2 separate regions of the Homo sapiens genome follow, and region 1 is linked to region 2. A link is a loop called in an ENCODE intact Hi-C map of the cell type or tissue named here. Cell type or tissue: dorsolateral prefrontal cortex. All regions are shown on one strand. Each heading gives the region's core, and the rest is flanking DNA. Links, peaks and the distances in the headings are about the cores only. Region 1 overlaps CD47 (CD47 molecule). Region 2 overlaps MYH15 (myosin heavy chain 15).

Region 1 (10,104 bases), core at 1,042-9,041, 450 kb before region 2:
GGCTGTGACCGTGGAACGCCGCTTTTCTCAGTGTGAAGACACCTGGCCCAAACAGGGCACTTTAAACCCTTTGAGGAATAAGATGGAGTCATATAAATAAGTAACTGGCTCAGGTGAGGACCCACTGGCAACCTGGCCTCATTAGCACTGTTAAAGCAACAGAGTCGTCTCCCTGGAGGCTCTGTCACACACGAAACATCTGTTCTGGGGCCTTTCTGTCACCTTATGACTGCTCTGGAGAATCCCAGTTGCTTCTGAGGAGAAGACAGAGAGCCTGTTGGTCTCCGTACTGAGTCTGATCTATCCACACAATAAAGAAAAACAATTCTACCCAGAGGCCCTAGGATAAGCTGTGGGAAACTAGTCCAGCCAAGCCCTTCAGCGAAGGTTTTTCTGGAAGAATGTATTTAATACTTTTCCAGAGATATAAAAAGAATACAAGAATATTTAATTTTACTTGGCTGGGCGCGGTGGCTTACGCCTGTAATCCCAGCACTTTGGGAGGCCCAGGCAGGTGGATCACCTGAGGTCAGGAGTTCAAGACCAGCCTGGCCAACATGGTGAAACCCTGTCTCTACTAAAAATGCAAAAATTAGCCGGGCATGGTGGCAGGCACCTGTAATCCCAGCTACTCAGGAGGCTGAGGCAGGAGAATCGCTTGAACCTGGGAGGCAGAGGTTGCAGTGAGCTGAGATCCTGCTATTGCACTCCAGCCTGGGGGACAAGAGTGAGATTTCATCTCAAAAAAAATAAATAAATAAAAAATAAATTTAATTTTACTATAGTGTTTTTGAAAAAACTTAAAAAAAATTTTTCAGTATAACTTCAAGGATAATTCTTTTAGGCAATTAATAAATGCCCCATCTTCTATCATCATCAACTTAAAGCAGAAAGGTTCCATAATTTTCTGACAACTTTCCTTGAGCAGAAATGAGAAAAACTGATTTTTGTGGATGTTTTCAAACATATTCCCGCACAGGATCCATGGTAATCTTTTCTGTTCCATGGAGTAATAGTCGTTAGCAGACAATTCCCACTGATAGCTAGGCATATAGCTAAAGACAGGAAGAGACATGGGCTCTACTGAATCCATGATAATCAAATTTAAAAACCTAAGATATGTATCTAACCAATTCAATTGTGAGAAGTGAATACTTGATAGTATTGCAATAAACAAAGGTTTACTCAGGTTACCAAACATATAGAACTTGCACAAGTGACAATTATAAACATCACATTCCAAAAACGTTTGGTTGAGCTGTGGATGGAAACTTCCCAGAGAATAAGGAGCATTCCTAGAATGAGCTGCCTGGGAGGCAGGGGCTGGAGGCAGCCGCCACAGGGCTCTCATCCCATGTGGTGGGGCCGCTAGTCCTACAACTGCTGGAGGAGGAGGCTGCAATGGTAGGGAGAGCAAAGGTTCCAGTTGTTCCCAGTTAGCATGCCAGAGACATATTTCCCCACAGAATCTGTGACATATATGATGACTGGTAGAGACACAGGACACAGGTCCTGTGGACCTGTGCAGGTCCACTCTGCCCACAGTGCAGCTTAACTACAACACCCTCCACAAACAGTATTTTTAATAAAAATGAGCAAAACTTAGAGAGCTCCATGAAAGACATATTCCATGCTTTGTTATTTTAATTATTATTATTATTTTTTGAGAAAGGGTCTCGCTCTGTCTCCCAGGCTGGAGTGCAGTGCTGTGATCATGGCTTCCTGCAGCCTCTATCCAGGGCTCAACCGATCCTTCCACCTCAGCCTCTCAAGTAACTGAGACTATGGGTGCCCACCAGCACCTCCAGCTATTTTTTGTATTTTTTGTAGAGACAGGATTTTGCCACATTGCCCAGGCTGGTCTCAAATTCCTGGCTTCAAGCAATCCACCCACCTTGGCCTCCCTAAGTGCTGGGATTATAGGCGTGAGGAAGTGTCTGGCATGTGTTATAAACAATACATTAAAATTTTTCAAATAATCCATTTGTTTAGAAAGTCAAACCACTTACAGGCTGTTAGTTTAATCTTGAAGAATTTCTTAGGCAACCCAGAGAAAATTAGGAAGCAACATTATAGTTTTGTTTTTTATTAAGGGAGGCCTATGATCAGATAAGATTATTTTCAGTAGAGGCTTCCAGAAAGCCTGTCCATTAAGTGAGCAATGGTAGCAATATTGCAGTCTGGCTTCAAAACTGACATAAAATTGCTGTCTTTAGACTTACAAATCAATTCTGTCCAAACTGGACTTCTTACCAAGCATTTCTCATCATCCAGATTTGGAAAATATGCCTAGTCTTTCACAACTGGCTATCATCAGAGCTGAAAAGTTGCTGCCTGCTATTCAAGTGATTAAATAAATACTTGCTAAGTATATAAGAGTTCTAATCATTAAGTCCATTATTCTATATAGTCATAGATACATAAAATAACCAGGCCAAGTATCCATAACTTAGGGGTAAATACTTCATTTCCCTCTGATTTGGTGAATGGGTACTTAGTATGAAGCTTACAAAAAATAAAGATTACTTCTAACACCAAACACTGCCAATTGGGCTTAAATCTCTGAGCCACTGGTAAAACCATGTCTTACCTGCATAGTGTTACCATATCCATTATTTTCTAAAGCTATCAAAGCTAAGGCCTTGAGGCAGAAAGGTGCTGCACCAAAATGAAATTCAGTTGCGTTTGGAAGCCTACCCCTCCGTGGGAGTTCAATCAGGTTGAGTACAGTTCTGTGCTGCACAGAGCAGCTTTCAGTGCAGGAGGCAGGCCATTAAATGCTTTCTGAACTCCATTAGTTACCCCTGCTGAGAGTGAAAAGTTCTCGTAAGTGCATAAAATTTAAATTGCCTATGAGGTAAGAACGAGACGGTATTTTGCTGCCAAATATTATTGTCTGTTCAAATGGTCTACGATCACACATATAATGCAGAATCATAGAGTACAGACCTGAAGGAATGAAGCGTTGACTAGGAATACTGTGCCCCAAATCAAATGACATCTCATCATCTGGAAAGACCCCCAGAGTTTTCTTCAGGTGAACTTCCCCCCGGCCTGGCACCTCCAGCCAGGTACATGTGCTCAGATGGAGCCCAGCACCTCCACTCCAGTCTAGACTCGGGACTCAGCCAGGCCCGATCAGAGCGCCAGAGACACTTGGCCTCAGTGACTGAAGGAGGCATGGCACGTGACCCAGTCAGAGCACCGAGGTGAGGTGCAACCCAAGGTGGACAGGACTATTAAGAGAGAGACATGCGCTCTTTTTTACCCCTCTACTCTCCCTGAACCTGGAAGAAAATGGGTTTGGGATTGCAGCTTGCCATTTGCCATCACAGGAACCTGGGAGAGTAAAGCCACACGAAGGACAGTGAAGCTGAGAACTGGCAAGATATTGTGTCCTTATGACACTTTTTGGAGGCCCAGGATCCAGCTGTGTGTCTGAATTTTCAGGTTATGTTAGCCAATAGATCCCATTTTTCTTAGATTTAAGTTTTCTTTCACTTGTAATCAATAGTCCTAACTGATAATTAAAATGGAGAACCATACATTTCAGTCTTGAAGAGACTTATCTCATTCTACAGGCAGAGACGGACACTGAGATCCAGGGAAGTAGCTTTCCCAGGTCCTCTGCTAGCTGGTAGTGTAGCCAGGACTAGCACCCAGGTCTCCTGCTTTCTCATGTGATGTTTTCACTGCACCATGGAGAAAATTAAAAAATAATTATGAAACACATTGGACTGATTTAAAACTTTTAATTAAAACTCTGCTCTAATTAAAAGCTTATTGGGTATTATACTCAAAAAATTCATAATTAATATTTTAAATCATTCTTTACATTGTTACCTAGAATATAAGCAACTTAAAAATACATTAATAAATTAAATTTTTCAGAAATGTGCTTGTGGTCTGCTGTAGCAGCAATAGAAATAGCCCAACAAAATAGCTTAAAATGTTTTATTAAGTATATATAATATTACAGGGTAATATTTACAAAGTTATGTTTTTTTTTAAATAAAAAAGTACCTTGGCAAAGATTGCAGATATTCAAAGCTTTAAACAGTGATAAATTGATTTAATACATATAAAAAAAAAAACCTTTAACGGTAACACAGCTGTAAAACAACTTTGGTCTTCAAATCACTGCAAAAAAATGGCTACTGACAAATAGCACACCTTTAATTGCTATGCAAAAAAGCTCCAAGAGAGGATCTTGCACATAGCAACACTGGAGTTCTCTTTATTTAGAATGGTTAATAGATATTTATACGATGTGGGATCTAATTCTCAACAATGGCTTTTTGTAAATAATGCTCCATTTAATAAAAACAAAATGTTTTCTTCTCTCACCAGTCATGATAACAACACTTTTAAGATTTAAGATGTTGTCTTACAGAGGAGCTTAGTACAAATGCTTTCTTTTTTTCAAAAAGAGAAATTTATGAGAAAGCTGGTCTTCAATGATCTTAATTAAGAACTGTCAAAGCTAAAGGCAGAAAAACTGCCTGGTCACTCACTGCTCATCTCTTCAAAGTTACCTGGATTATCCCTATTAGTCACTGAAAATGACCTAACAAAGGACCCCAGCAGGTGATGGCAGTTAGTAATTTTAAAATATGACACAAGTAAAACTGTTTATAAAAAAATCCCTCAACCAAATAAAATACAATAAAAAATAAACGGTTGCCCGACAATCATTTCTCCAGTTTCCAACAACAGGTAAATTAAGGAGTATGTGTTTCCATACATACACCACAGATCCCCATTTTTGAATACCCATTTTAAGACAAGAGAAACCTAGAAGGTTGATTACAGCTTAATTTTTATTACTGAGATGGAGGAGTAAACTTATCGTGTTTTGAGCTTTGTTAGTGCAAATAACAATTTGGTGGTCACTTACTAAATTGACTATAGCATCCTGAAAAAAGAAATATTTCCAATTACGGGATAGCCCTGTTATTTTAATTCTGACATTCTTAGGGATTTAAACAGAATGGACCTGGAGTTTCCAGGAGAAAAATAATCACCTTTGAAGGTTTTTAGAGCATGTGAAATTAGTCAAAAAAAAAAAAAAAAAAAAAAAAAAAAAAAACAAAAAAAAAAAACAGAAAGAAAGAAAACTCTCAAGCTCACCCTATTAAAAAGTGATAAATCTAAATACAGCCAACTCTCAATCATTTAACTTATGTACCTAGCTTCTGATGTATGCAAAACACTGCAGGAAGAGAGAATGAAAGAAAGAAAAGCTCTAGCTATAGAAGGAATTTTAAAATCAAGGAGAAGAGCAAGGCCAAAAAACTAATAGAACTAAGCAGAGATGCATAAAGTACTATAGGAATGGTAAGTTAAGAGACAAAAGAGCAGCTACACAGATGAAGAGGAACTGCAAAGGAGAATGTTTTGAAGGAGAAGACAAATAGAATTTGGCAAAAGTAGCTGGAAAGGTTGTTGCAGAAAAGGACAAATGGTGTCACTGTGAGAACACACAATAAATAAAACTGAATGGAAGAGTCAACAGCAGAAACTGGGATCAGGGAGTAAAAAGCATATTATGGGACAAAACAGATACATGATGTGCAAAACACTGTCTGCAATTTAAATGTGATGTGATGGAATTTGGGAGCCATTACAAATCTGATTTAAAGAGAAGGAACTGGCCCAATGATGCCCAAGCAGGAGGACTCCTGCTTCTGTGGTCACTTATCCAGAGAAGCTGACAACTAGTGAGAGCAAGAGTTGGTTTCATCTGGCATTTCCCCCACTATCTCTGGTGGCATTGTCTAGGGCAGTGAATGCCTCAAAAGGCAGGCAGCATTAAAGAGAACACAATGGATGGATGAGATCCAAGAGCGAACCCCAAATAAATGAGAGTTTACTACATATTAAAAGGTACAACTTTAGTTTATAAAAAATTTTACTATAAAGATTTTCATACCTTTTCTAATAGGAGCTTGGATCTTTTTCAAGTCCATCTGCTTTTCCCTCCTTTCATCAAAACTGATTTTTAAAGTAACAAACTAGGTTAGCAAAATGTAAATATTTTCAGAAGGAAAAAGTGCTGCAGGAGCCATCAGATTTGTATAAAGGAATACAGCTCCCTCTATATATGTTATTATTTTGGACAGCTACACAATCAAGGAAGAATATACATGTGTGTATATACATACGTATATATAGATATACGTATATATTTGTGTATACATATTTTTTTTTTCAAGAAGAGCTGTCTTGCTAGTATGCTCAGTTTTCTGAGAGGCCTCAGCAGGTCATAAATTTAGGTTTGCCATGGGCAAACTACTTGGTCCCAACATGAAATATGACAATCAATTTGGCATAAAAGAGGCACACGGGAACATCTGATGGACTAAGAAATAACTATTATTAATGCAACTACAAATATGAATATCTTATTACACAAACAGGAAGAATTACGTATTTTTACAGGGTATTGGTGAGCAGTCAAAAAGCGTGGCAAATTACCTAGAAGTTTTAAAAGTTTTAAGTGATCAAATATTTGCATCAAATATAATTCCACCCAATAAAGAACTTTGTATTTAAATGTTTTTACTAAAAGCACAAAATTAACCTTTGCTCTCCTGTAGGTACCCCACCTTTGTCCATACAGAAGATGCATGTGCCTATCTCATACGTATGCACATACAAACACACATCCACAAACAGGTAAAAAACGAATGCTAAAAGTCTAAAAGTACTCCAGGCGATCACAACTGTCAGAACATTAATTTTCTTCTAACCAGGATAGGAAATGTGGGTTTTGTTTACTTTTCAATCATAGGGGAAGGGGAGTACGAGGCAGGACTACAGGAGGAAGGTGATGAATGTTTATCATGCAACATAGATACAACAGTAATAAATCCCCATTCAAGGGCTGGCCTGTTGGCCTGATGGTGACACACATTTTGTTGCCATGCAGGAGACTCATAGTTCAAATTTCAATCTTGCTTTTTTCATGCCCCAGATCAGAAAAGAAGTGAAGAAACACTGTAGATTTTTGCCTTCAAATCAGAGGAAGGGAATACATATGTTACAACCATAGCTATTTTTGCTGAAAAGTGTGAACACAGTGCTCTGAGAACAAGTCTGGCTCCTTCCTGCAACTGGTGCTACCGTGTCACTAGACCATGTTCAAAGAGGAGAAAAGGTGCTACATCTTGTACAGCAGAAGCAAGTAACAGGAGGACAAGACAGGGTTTCAAGGGGTTATGTGAATAAAAGGAAAACATATCCATCAATAAAAGTACCCTAAATCTGGGAAGGACCTGTTACACTGTTTGTTGAAGGGGGAATGTGGGAATGGCAACCCCCAAGAATGAGGACCACTATCTCCATCAATATCACATCATACGGAGATCATACAAGATGCTCCCAACCAAATTCCTGCCTGTACTTAATTTATTATTCCATTGACCCAGAAGTGGCAGACACCTCTCAGCTAATGCCATACTGCCATAACTGCCCAAAGCTGCTGTGAACCTGAGTTGGCAAAGGTTTGATGGAAGCCACTGGTTTTCATAGATATCTCTGGGTAATCACCAGGGCAGTGCTAAGTAGTTATCACCCTGAACCAATTTAAACTGGTTACCTAGAGGCCAGAGGCCCTAGGACCTGAAAGGCATCATTCTTGGAAATTGTCCATTCTACTATTGCCCCTAATTGATTAAAAATAACAACAAAAAACTGGATCTCAATTGGGCAAACAACATAGATCATAATTATTTTATTAACTAAATTACAGCTGCTTTGAATAAAAACTTAACTAACAATCACGTAAGGGTCTCATAGGTGACAACCAGTTACTTTTCTTGTTTCTTCTCCCCAACAGTGAATCATCAAGGCCATGGTGCTTAAACACAAGTGTATTCCTTTCACGTCTTACTACTCTCCAAATCGGAGTCCATCACTTCACTTCAGTTATTCTGGAAAATTGAAAAATGAACACATAATCACTATTCGTGTCTATTTTCTATCCATTAAAAAGTTGACACATTAAAAAAAGTTTCAGATATATAGTATCTAAAAATTAAGAAAATAGACCTGCAAAGGTCAGAGACAGAAACCAGGCAAATCATTAGCCTTTTTAATTTCAGTAAGAAAAAGGCCAATGCCAAATGAAAGTAAAAAATCAACAGAGTCTGATAATCTCTGTTTGCTGGGTTGGCTGAGGAAAAGCCAAGAGATGTTGATTTTTCAAAGCAAAAGATGTTGATCCTAGAATAATATTCTATAATATTCACTTTGGATCTCCATCATTCATTTAATGTAAGTAAAATAAACATCTGATCAGCTGTAGATGAAAGAGAAAAATGGTACTGACTCTGATCCCTAGGAAGCACCCTGAACCTCATTCATTGACAAGGCAGACATACTGTAAGCAATAAGCAGTTGTCAGTGGGAAGTACCCACCAGCCAGACATTTTAAAAACAAATTCTGATCAGCTGAATATTAGCAAAATTAAGAGAATCTTGAAGATCATCGTAGATTTCATCACAAATATTCAAGGCAAAACTGTTTTACAATATTTCCTGATGCAGTAGTTTAAAAAAGTCACATCTTAAGAGAAATTAACAAAGGAAGAGGCACTCAAGATTCTTAGATTGCTTTCCTGAAAATGGAGAAAAGTTTAGTTTCTTCATACAGCTACAGAACAATGACACCACCAAGGAAAAGGAAAGGACATAGAAATTAAAAAAAAAAAATAGGACATCAGAATGTAAACATGAACAAACCATGCCACAATTCCTGGAACAAACCATGCCATGCCACAGTTACCAGAACAAACCATGGTCACAATTCCTGGTACTAGTCATTTTATGTTTTGTTATGTCTTTTAACTTATTCCTGTGAACTATAGTCTTTTTTAGGAGGGTAATGGCTTATATAACAAGACATGCTTTTAAAGGCTGTGACACAAACATACAAAAGTAGGATCATTCTGTGACTCCATGCTGAATACACGTTGTTTTAAACTTTGTTCACCAATGCATGACTGGAGTGTTTTTTTTTTTTTTTTTTTTTTTTTTTTCTTGAGACGGAGTCTTGCTCTGTCACCCAGGCTGGAGTGTAGTGGCACGATCTTGGCTCACTGCAAGCTCTGCCTCCCGGGTTCACGCCATTCTCCTGCCTCAGCCTCCCAAGTAGCTGGGACCACAGGTGCCCGCCACCATGCCCGGCTAATTTTTTGTAGTTTTAGTAGAGACGGGGTTTCACCGTGTTAGCCAGGATGGTCTCGATCTCCTGACCTTGTGATCCGCCCGCCTCGGCCTCCCAAAGTGCTGGGATTACAGGCGTGAGCCACCGCGCCCGGCCGACTGGAGTGTTTTTAATCTTATGCAAATATTAATGACACTTGGGGGGAATATAGCTTCCTGAGTTAAATGCTGCACTTTGCTACAGAAGAGGGCAGGTAAGGTCACAGACTTTAAAACAGTAAAATATAAAGCAAACTATTTACATGACCGAGGAGTGATTATAAATATCAAAGGTAAGAAGACATTTTTTGATAAGATAAAAACATAAACATAATTACTAAATGCCAACAAAACTGAGGAATCATAATATGTTAAGGTAAAACCAAAATAAATGCTTGTAGCACTCAATATCTCAAACCTATGTATCTTTAAGAACAAATATATTTCTTTGAAATATTCTATAAAGATTAGAAGTTATTAGCCCAGAGTTCTTAAAAAAAAAATGGAAGCAAAAGCTGAGGACGAAACATCTCTCTCTCTCTCTCTCTCTCTCTCTCTCTCTCTCTCTCTCTCTCTCTCAACCTCTCTCTTTAATCATCTCCCAAAAGGTTAGAACCAAGCTCCTGATTGGAAAAGCAGAGATGTTAAGTCCCCATGGGTTAAATGCAACAAAATCACCAACACAAGCATAAAAGAAACTCTGTCAAAATGATAAAGATTTGTGCCAGATTATTTATGTGCCTTATAAAAGGCATCTTAAAGTTACAGTCACCAGACACGGAATCTGAAAAACATTTTACAAAAAGTGGTAATTTCTCTTTGCTGGGAGCCATATGACTGGAGTCTGATTCGTGACACCCTACAGTTTTTACAGTAGTAGTTTTGCAATTTTTAGCA
Region 2 (10,104 bases), core at 1,074-9,073:
TGGAGCGATCTCGGCTCACTACAACCTCTACCTCCCAGGTTCCAGCGATTCTCATGCCTCAGCCTCCCAAGTAGCTGGGATTATAGGCGTGCGCAACCACGCCTGGCCAATTTTTTGTATTTTTAGTAGAGACAGGGTTTCGCTATATTGGCCAGGCTGGTCTTGAACTCCTGGCCTCAAGTGATCCACCCACCTCGGCCTCCCCAAGTGCTGGGATTACAAGCGTGAGTCACGGTGTCCGGCCATAATTTGTTCCTTTCTCTCATTGTTCTCAATAATCTATGTGCTAAAGGCATACTGTGTCTTAATTCTCCTTCACCCAAGTTTAGCAAATTGACTGGATCATCAATAATTATTGAGGAGTGCTTCTTATTCTGTGATAGGAGGATTCTACATTAGAATGGTAGTTGACAGAACCGTTTTTGAAGAACAGCAATCAAGGGAGACACTATTGATTAATTTTAAGTAAGAGATGAAGTTAACTGCAAGGTAAAGGGGAGCAGGCTTGGGCCCAGAGATTTGAAGTATATACCATATCTTCAAAGTAATTCTTACTTTCTGTGCCATCTGCTTCCAGTTGCTCTTCTCTAGGTTTCTGTTTAAATTTCATATTTCCAAAGTGCATGATGGCTCCAGTGAGTTTATAGCATCCATACTTCTCATCAGGAAGAAAGCCCAAGATGTCCATGGCTTGCTGTAAAAAGAGAAACAGATGGCCCTGTCTTCATTTGCTTAATGGCTGCAGTGAGCACCTCACCCCCGCTGTGTTACACCTCGGGCTGTGGGCTGAGGGGAATGAGACAGACAGCTCTGTTCAAAGCAATGCAAATCAGCCCTGTTGGCACTTGGTCACCCGCAGTCTGCTCATCCCTTTAAAAGAGAATTAGGAAGGCACAAGACTAGGCTTGTTTAGTTCCCAATAGTTTTAGAACTTTCCTTCAATGCCCTGCCTCTCTCTTGTTCCTTCCAGCAACAGATCACTAACTGGCTATATGAGGTCAATTATTTTGCCTTTCGTGGTTATGGCAGAAAGCACCATATCTGCTGAGTTGCTTGTTTCTGTGATCCCACAGGTTCTGACTTTATTCCAGAGGAGACACATTTCAAAGACTGGTGAAAAGAAAGGTTTAAGAAAAGCCACCTCACCATAAAATTGCATCCTAAGAATCCACTGCACAAGGTGTGCATTCTCATACACCCCAGGAGGGAAAAAATTGGTACAATCTTTCTAGTGGTTAATTTAGAATATGTACCAAGAGACTATAAAAAATTCATAATCCTTAGTATTTTCACTTCTAGGAATCTAGCATAAGGTGAATCTGATATACAGAAAAAGTGTTTAGCTACAGAGATATTCACCTCAGTGGGAGTGAAAAAAAACTTGAGTCTAACACTAAGAGAATAGCTCAATAAACAACAGGACAAATGCCTGATAAAATCTTAAGTATCCACTTAAATGTTTATGAAGAGTTCCTAACGATATTTGAAATGCTTAAACGATTAAACTGAGAAAGCAAATTCTATATGCCAAATGTCTATGCAGCATAATTACAGTCTTTTGGTAAAAAACAAAAAACACTAACATGACCATACAAAAGCAGCTGCAAATAGATAAAAACAGAATAAAAACTGTAAAGATATACACCAAATAAAAGAGATGTTTGCCATTGAGTTGAAATATCTTTCTACTTTTTCATAGCTTCCAAAGTTACTATATTGACAATGTGCAGTTTTCTCATAAATAAGTAAACTTTGGACAGAAGCAGCCCTACACCCCTACGGAAGCAAGACCACTTCTCTGGGTCCCTAAGAACAGAACTCTAAGATTCTGTCTTTCATTTCTCATTGCCATTACCAGATTTTGCTTTGACAACTAACAAGCCTTACTTCTGTGGCCAGCAATTCTTCAGCATCATCCAAGCTCTCCACAGTAACTGCTCCACAGGAGCAAAAGTGGAAGTCTGAGGGATTTGCAGATACCAGGAGCAGGTCTAGAGTGGGAAAACGATTCGTTAAACAGCTTAAAGAAATCTGCAAGGCCTTAGAAAATAATTGGTCAATATTCGCAGTTTAGTCTACAGTTTATATCATACTTGTAAACAAGCCAAAATAAAATCCATATTTTAGACCCAAACTTCTACAATCAATGTTTGCCCTCTATTAACTTGTCAGTCATGTGTTAATGCCTCCCAAGAGAAGACAGGCTGGCAAATTCAAAAAGCGGATTCAATTGCAGCAGTTTCAATTGGTGTAAAAAAAAACAAAAACAAACAAACAACAACAACAACAACAAAAAGACACGTAATGTGTGTTGGCAAAACTCTGAAAACAGGAATTTGGCCTAGATTTATGACTGAGGGCTGGAGGATAAAAGTATTTTGTAAAATTATAAGTAGAACAGACCTGAGCTTCAAAAGCTACGAAGCAGCCAGAAGCTGGGGTCAGCGCCCAGGGAACATTAGCAGGGCAACCCTGTCACATCACATCCTCGCTATTAGAGAACTGAGTCTGTCTTTCAAGGGATCCATAAATCAGCTGCTGTGTTCAGTGCTGCACCCTGATATGTCTAAGAGTCCTGACATGATTCACTTAGTCAGGAAACATAATCCAGGCTGAAGCAGAGGCAGGCTGTCAGCCGCGCATCATCAGCTGACTTGGCAGAATCACATTAACCTTTCACTGTCCAACACTTGCTCCCAGTGAAGTTTTTTTGAGCTGATCTTATTTTTCTATTTATTGCTCAATAAAGTGAAAATCGGTTATCTTGAACTCCAAATCTCAGAAACAAAGAAATTGGGCTACATAAATGTTCATAGCAGTTTTGTTAGAAAACAAGTCAAATAACCATCTGCAGTTGAATGGGTTAACAAACTGTTGTATATTCATACAGTGGATTATTATTCAGCAAACAAAGGAATAAGCTATAAATACGTGCTAGAACATGGAAGAATTTCAAAATAATTATGCTGGGTAAAATAAGCCTGACAAGAAGAATATACACTCTATGATTTTGTCTTTAAACATTCTAGAAAATGCAAACTAATCTGTGGTGACAGAAAGCATATTAGTGGTTACTTAGGGACTGGGGCTGGGAAAGGAGGGCTCCAATGAGTGAAAAGGGACAGGAGGGAGGTATTATAAAAGATCCAAGGACACTTTTGAAAGTATACATGCATTATGTTGATTGTGGTGACAGTTTCATACACACTCATATATATGTTAACACTTACCTGTTATATACTTAAAACACGTGCAGTGTACTTTAGGTGAAAAGAACATCAATAAATTTGTTTTATAAAACTTTAAAAATAAAATTGGCCTAGCTTAAATCCAGCAGAAGGTGAATATGTGTATTTTAATAAAAATATCCTGTAAAAATTTTTACAGTACTTGTTTTTGAAATGATTTTTATTTTTTAAATTGACAATTTAAAATTGTATATATTTATGGTGTACAACATGATGTTTTGATACATGTATACATTGTGGAATGGCTTATTCCAGCTAAGTAATGTATCTGTCATTTCACATACTTTTTTTTTTGTGGTGAGAATATTTAAAATCTACTCTGTTAGCCATTTCAAGTATATAATACATTGTTATTAACTATAATCACTATGTTGTACAATAGATCTTCTGAACTTATTCAACTTTTTTAGATTCTACATGGGTGAGATCATGTGGTATTTGTCTTTCTGTCCCTGCCTTATTTCATTTAGCATAATGTCCTTCAGGTTCATTCATGTTGCCATACTTGACAAAAATAACAAGATTTTCTTTCCTTTTCTTTTGAGGCAGGGTCTCATTCTGTCACCCAAGCTAAGGTGCAGTGGCATGATCACAGCTCACTGAAGCCTCAATCTCCCAGGCTCAAGTGATCCTCCCACCTCAGCCTCCCTAGTAGCTGAGACCACAGGTGTATGCCACCATGCTCAACTAATTTTTAAATTTTTTGTAGAAACGGGGTCTTGCTATGTTGCCCAGGCTGACCTTGAACTCCTGGGCTCAAGCAATCCTCCCTCCTGGGCCTCCCAAAGTGCTGGGATTACAGTCATGAGCTACCATACCCAGCCAAGATTTCCTTCTTTTTTTAAAGGCATAATAGTATCCTATTGTGTATATATACCACATTTTCTTTATCCAGTCATCCTTCATGGACACTTAGGTTTTTTCTCTATCTCGGCAATTGTGAACAATGCTGCATTGAACATGGAAGTACAGATACCTCTTCAGGATACTGAGTTCATTTCCCTTGGATGTATTCCCAGTAGTAGATGACTGGATCATATGGTAGTTCTGTTTGTAATCTTTTGAGTGACTTTCATACCATTTTTCATAATGACTGTAGTAATTTACAGTTGACTCAACAGTGAAAAAGGGTTGCCTTTTCTTCACATCTTTGCCAACATTTGTTATCTCTTGCCTTCTGATAGTAAGACAATATCTCATTATGGTTTTTGCTTTGCATTTCCCTGATGATTATTGATGTTGAGGCTTTTCTCATAGACCTGTTGGCCATTTGCATGTCTTCTTTGGAGAGATGTCTGTCAGGTCCTTTATCCATTTTTTAATCCAGTTGTTTTCTTGCTATTGAGTTGAGTTCTTTATATATTTTAGATATTCAGCCCTTATAAGATGTACAGTTTGCAAATATTTTTTCCTGTTCATTCAGTAGATTCTCTCTTGATGATGCACAATTGTTGTATACTTTATGAAGTGAATACACAGGGTTGAGGCCAAATGTCAAGGATTCCAGGACGGAAGGACCTCTTGGTCACTTACCATCACTCCTGGAATTTATACACTAGTTGAATAGCAAGAATAGACACAATAAATAAATAGAAAGAAAAAAAGTCAAAAGAAAAAGAGGAGAAAAGGGAAAATATATGTAGGACCAAGCTATACAGACGGCAGTAAGAACTAAGGATTTTGAATGAGCCCTGTCCAAAAGAACTGAAGAAATGAGCCTTAGCTATGCCTGGAACAAGGGTCAGATATAATTGAGAGCAAAGGAGTGAAGGGGTGCTCATGGCCATGTAGAGGTCAAATAGGGGCTGGCTCTGAGGTAACATGTCACCTCATTTCCTTCGCTCCTTCAGTGGGTGACCAGCCTCTCTGCTGTGATTTCCATACCCAATTCTTTTGTAGTATGGACAAATCCTCATATTTCAGGATATGTGGACATCATCCTCATATCGTTAAGATATGCCCTCTTGTATTAAGCCTCAGGATACTCTGAAGCTCTTCTTTAGCAAACATGGATGGTAAGAGTTCCAGATCATCTTTTAAAATGTCCCCCAAAAGGACAATGGGTGCTAAAACAGGTAGACTGACAATACCCAATTTGGACCACCAGATGTCAGACTTTGCACAGTAATCAATCTCAGCAACCCCCAAAGACCGAAGAAGATAAATGAACTCAGGATAAGCATGCATTTTCCATAGCAGCCCAAAGGCATCAGATGCTTCTATTAGTAAACAGAGTTGCTCTGAAAATAATCTTGCAGTCTCTGCTGGTACCCACATTAGATCTTACGTGTCAGTTGCTCTATACCATCCAGAAACACATGTCAAGAGTGTTAGATTTGATAGGACTAATCAATGGAAGATCAAAAAAAATCCTGTTCCAGGTTGAGGTGGAGAGAAGGTGGGGAGGAGAATACGTGCTGCTTACATGACACCAATTACATCTATGGCAAAAATAATTGTCTCGTTTGCAGAGCTTTCCCCATTTGGTAAGGGTACTTTAAAAACCAAGTAGTCAAAACACTGCTAGATTTATACCATACTTAGTCTAAGCATAATGGACTGGGAGAATTGTTCCCATCAGTTTACTAGCCTGGATCTGTAATCTTACCCTATGTCCACTTCTGTGGGAGCATTGTTGTCCTCAAAGGCTTACCTCAAATGCAATACCTCGGAAATCAAATCAGCGTGTAGTTCTCCCCTTCCAATGACTTCCTATGCCACTTTAAATGGTCTGCCATGGCCTGCAATGCACTGCATGGTCTGGCCCCTGCCTATTTTACCCTACGTTACCCTCTCTACTCTACCACCCACAGTGGCCATTTTGCTATTCCAAGAATAAATCAAATGCATTATTGCCTCAGGACCTTTGTACTCACTGTTCCCTCCTCCTGGGATTTTATTCCTGGAAATCTTTGCCTACTTGCTCCCTTACTCATTGAGGTGTCTGCAAAGAATGTTGTCTTTTCAGAGAAATTCCCTGACAATTTCATCTAAAATAGAACTATCCACAACCCTACCAAACCCCATTTCTTTCTGTCCCCTCACTGTACTTTATTGTTCTTTATAGACCTGCCATATAACCTACAAAGAAATTAGATCATGGTTTTTTTTTTTTCTTTTTTGAGACAGAGTCTCACTCTGTTGCCCAGGCTAAAGTGCACTGGCACATTCTCAGCTCACTGCAACCTCCGCCTCCTGGGTTCAAGTGATTCTCCTGCCTCAGTCTCCTGAGTAGCCAGAATTACGAGCACCTGCCACCATGCCTGGCTAAGTTTTGTATTTTTCGTAGAGACTGGTTTTTACCATGTTAGCCAGGCTGGTCTCAAACCCCTGACCTCAAGCAATCCATCTGCCTCAGTCTCCCAAAGTGCTGGGATTACAGGTAGGAGTCACCACGCCCAGCCTAGATCATGTATTCTTTACTCATTTGTTGCCTGTCTTCCATACTAGACTATAAGCTCATATGGGCAGAGGCCTGTCTACCTCGTTCACCACTGTACCCCCTATGATTAAAAAGCAGTGCCTGGTGTACACATAGCAGCTCCATAATAAATATTTGTTGAATAAATACATGAAATTCATTCCCTTATTCCACATTTTTTTTCTTATTTTATGTTTATGGCACTATCATTCTCCTAATCAAATCACAAAACTTGGGGATATTTTTGACTGACTCATCACTCTTCCTCATTCTTACATTCAGTCTCTACCAAGACCTGTCTATTCTTCCATGCATCTATCCCTTTTCCCCCACCCTTCCATTCTCAGACACTCTCTTAGATCACTGTCTTGTCATCTCATACTGGGACATTTGCAATCCCTTCCATCCAAGTCTCTGCCTCCACACCATCCTGCCCATTACCAGCTTAATCGTCCCAAACACTGCCTTCAATAAATCATGACCTCCTATTGCCGCACCCCCCACAACACACTTGCTCTGCCAACTCCCTGAGTTCAGAAACCATCGGAATAAAATCTCCACTATTCCTCTGTGCAAACCTTTTCCTTTAATCAACCTGGTCTCTCTGTTCCCTGCTCCTGCTTTGCCCTTTCCCAACATTGTGTACACTCTTCCTCCTACCAGAAGTAGCCTCCACTCTTCACTTTGTCTGACTGAATCCCCTTCCCATTCTTCATATCCCAACCTAAATTCCCCTTCTTTATAAAACTCCCTGAGCCAGACACGGTGGTTCACACTTGTAATCCCAGCACTTTGGGAGGCCAAGGTGGGAGGATTTCTTGAGGCCAGGAGCTTGAGACCAGCCTGGCCAACATGGTGAAACCCCATCTCTATTAAAAAAGAAAAAAGAGAGAAAACTCCCATTGACCACCACACACTATGATGCTATTTCCCTCCCCTGGTCCTTATCTATACCACCCATGTAGCTCTAATTAAGGCCTTAAATTAATGCTTTTATACACACACACACACACACACACACACTCACTCACCTCTGCTGGGCATCCTACCCATTTCCAAATACTCTGCTTCTTTTTGCTACCAAATTGAAAAAGAAGTGTTGCTATTTACTGTCTGTCCATATAAAATTATACAACACTAGTTCTATAATTGATTCAATTCCCTAAGTTTTAAGGATGAATATACTGAGGTCTAAATAGGCTAAGAAACTTACCGAATAACACTTTTTCATCCCCCAAATATGACTTATTTTTCTTGTTTTGGAATAACCCTAAGCTCCAGAATCCTACACTTACCATGAAGCTCTTTTTGTCCAGATAGAATTTGATAGAATATGTGGTAGTTCCTCTCTCCAGCCTGCTGGAAAATCACCCTGGACTTTTCAAGCAAATCTGGATGATGAGAAATGAATAAAAATTCATACTTAGGCATTCTTGCAAAATGTAGAAGAAAAGTAATCAGGCTGAGCGCAGTGGCTCACAACTGTAATCCCAGCATTTTGGGAGGCCAAGGCAGGAGAATCACTTGAGGCCAGGAGTTTGAAAACAGCCTGTGCAACATAGTGAGACCCCATTTCCACAAAGAAAAATTTTTAAAATTAGCTGGGCATGGTGGCACATGCCTGTAGCTGCAGCTACTTGAGAGGCTGAGGTAGAGGATTGCTTGATCCCAGGAATTCGAGGCTGCAGTGAGCCATGATCATGCCACGGCACTCCAGCCTGAACAACAGAGTAAGACCCTGTCAAGAAAGAAAAGAAAAGAAGGAAGGAAGGGAGAAAAAGAACGAGAGAGAGAGAAAAGGAAAGAAAGAAAGAAGAAAAGGAAGGAAGGAAGGAAGGAAGGAAAGAGAAGGGAAGGGAAGGAAGGGAAGAAAAGAAAAAAGTAATCAGACAGTGCAATGACTACTTACAGATATCAATGTCCACAGATGACAGCATGCCTCTGGCACCAAAGTGCATCCTGATGAATTTGCCCTAGTGTGGACACAGAACACAGTCAGACACAAAACACAGTTTCCTATTCACATTTTCCAAGCACTTGCAATGGCTTCATTATATGTAACTCTCAAAAGGACTACTTCCCCAGAAGTAAAAAACAAACAAAAAAAAAAAAGAAAGAAAGAAAAGAAAAGAAGAGAAAAATGCAATGTGGGTTTGAGATGAGACAGCACCAGCTAATATCTGGAGGAAGCCAGAATGATTGTCAGGACTAGCAGTGGTTCTGGCTTGTAGCCCCAAATCTGCTGATTGCTACCTGTGTATTCTTGTGGGCATTGTGAAATCTCTCTGGGCCTCACTGTTCTTATCTAAAGATGAGAAAAATATTTCCTCAGCATATTTGTTTATTCATGCAACAAACATTCATTGAGCATCTACTAAGATCCAGGTAACCTTCTAGGCACTGGAGATACCGCACAAAAAAAATAGACATGGCCCCTACCCTCATGAATCTTATAGTCTACTGGATAAGCAGCTACTGCAACAGCTCTGACATAAAATCACAAGAAAAGCCAATATCTTAGAATTTAGAAAGTCAGAGAAAGGGGGGGCATAAAATGGAGTCGAAGAGGTAGACAAACTCCATATCATCTAAGCCATGTAGAACACGGGAAAGGGTAGAGTTTTATTTTATGTGTGCTTGGGAGACATTGTAAGGTTTTAAGCAGAGGAGTGATGTGATCTAATTTATGTTTCATAGCACACCTTGGCATAAATAATAGACGGGCACCCTTTCTTCCTTATCAGTGAAAAGTCATAAGGCAGGATCTAGAGGGGCAGAAATGCTGTCCAGAGGTGCCAGTGCCCATGTCAGAATGCCAGATGCAGCTGAGGAGGTGGCACCATCTGGTGGCAGCTAGAGCCTGTGGGATCAGGATGCTGGAACAGGGAGGAAGACAGCCTGGGGGAGGCTGGCCCATGCCAGGAAGGCATCAGGGCAGGACAGCAGCCTGGCAAGAAGACGTGAGTGGCTCTGTACAGGGGGATCAAACTAGTACATTAAAATATGTAGGACAGTGGGAGTCACACACACAAACATACATGTATATATACCCATACACACAAACATGCAAGTAAATATGTATGTGTGCACATACACATATACAGAAGTATATGTATACATACCTATTTAGTATTAATTGAAAATTTTAACCCAGATTTCTTGATTTTTTTGAACTCCTTTTTCTTTCTCTCTTCTTTCTTTCCTTCCATTTATCCATCTTCATGTTTATTTTTCTCCTCTACTTCTTTCCTTCTATCTTTCCAACTTTTCTCTCCTTTCTGTTCTCTTTCAATTGCTTTCTTTTCTTTAAGGCAAATTCCTACTCTGTTACCCAGCAGGAGTGTAGTGGTATCATCATAGCTCATTGCAGCCTCAAACACCTGGGTTCAGGCCATCCTTCAGCCTCAGCCACTTGAGTAACTGAGACTACAGGTG

The links. Hi-C counts contacts between places; a loop is a spot of excess contacts. Peaks named below come from ENCODE experiments on the same cell type or tissue, not always from the same donor. Only the 100,000 strongest peaks of a DNase experiment are listed, where the experiment ranks them.
Region 1: a loop joins it to region 2, with 2.4 times the contacts of the local background. A loop is called at or near these places in 8 of 110 quality-filtered maps.

Annotation. Positions count from the first base shown.
Region 1 is chr3:108,039,359-108,049,462 of GRCh38, forward strand. CD47 (CD47 molecule) reads right to left here. Exons shown (of 11, transcript NM_001777.4): 11 at 3,733-7,934. The coding sequence ends at 7,930. It overlaps LOC124906265 (a long non-coding RNA gene), which reads right to left and starts at 569. Exons shown (of 3, transcript XR_007095995.1): 1 at 1-569. In dorsolateral prefrontal cortex, for the core only: no CTCF peak of the experiment used is centred there; no DNase peak of the experiment used is centred there; H3K27ac peaks cover 2,105 bases.
Region 2 is chr3:108,484,536-108,494,639 of GRCh38, forward strand. MYH15 (myosin heavy chain 15) reads right to left here. Exons shown (of 41, transcript NM_014981.3): 8 at 8,579-8,642; 9 at 7,965-8,060; 10 at 1,888-1,991; 11 at 556-694. Among named protein-coding and RNA genes, the nearest start is that of MYH15, 21 kb to the right of the region's middle. In dorsolateral prefrontal cortex, for the core only: CTCF peaks have their summits at 5,348 (motif pointing right) and 5,547; a DNase peak (open chromatin) is centred at 2,616; H3K4me3 peaks cover 1,567 bases; H3K27ac peaks cover 2,176 bases.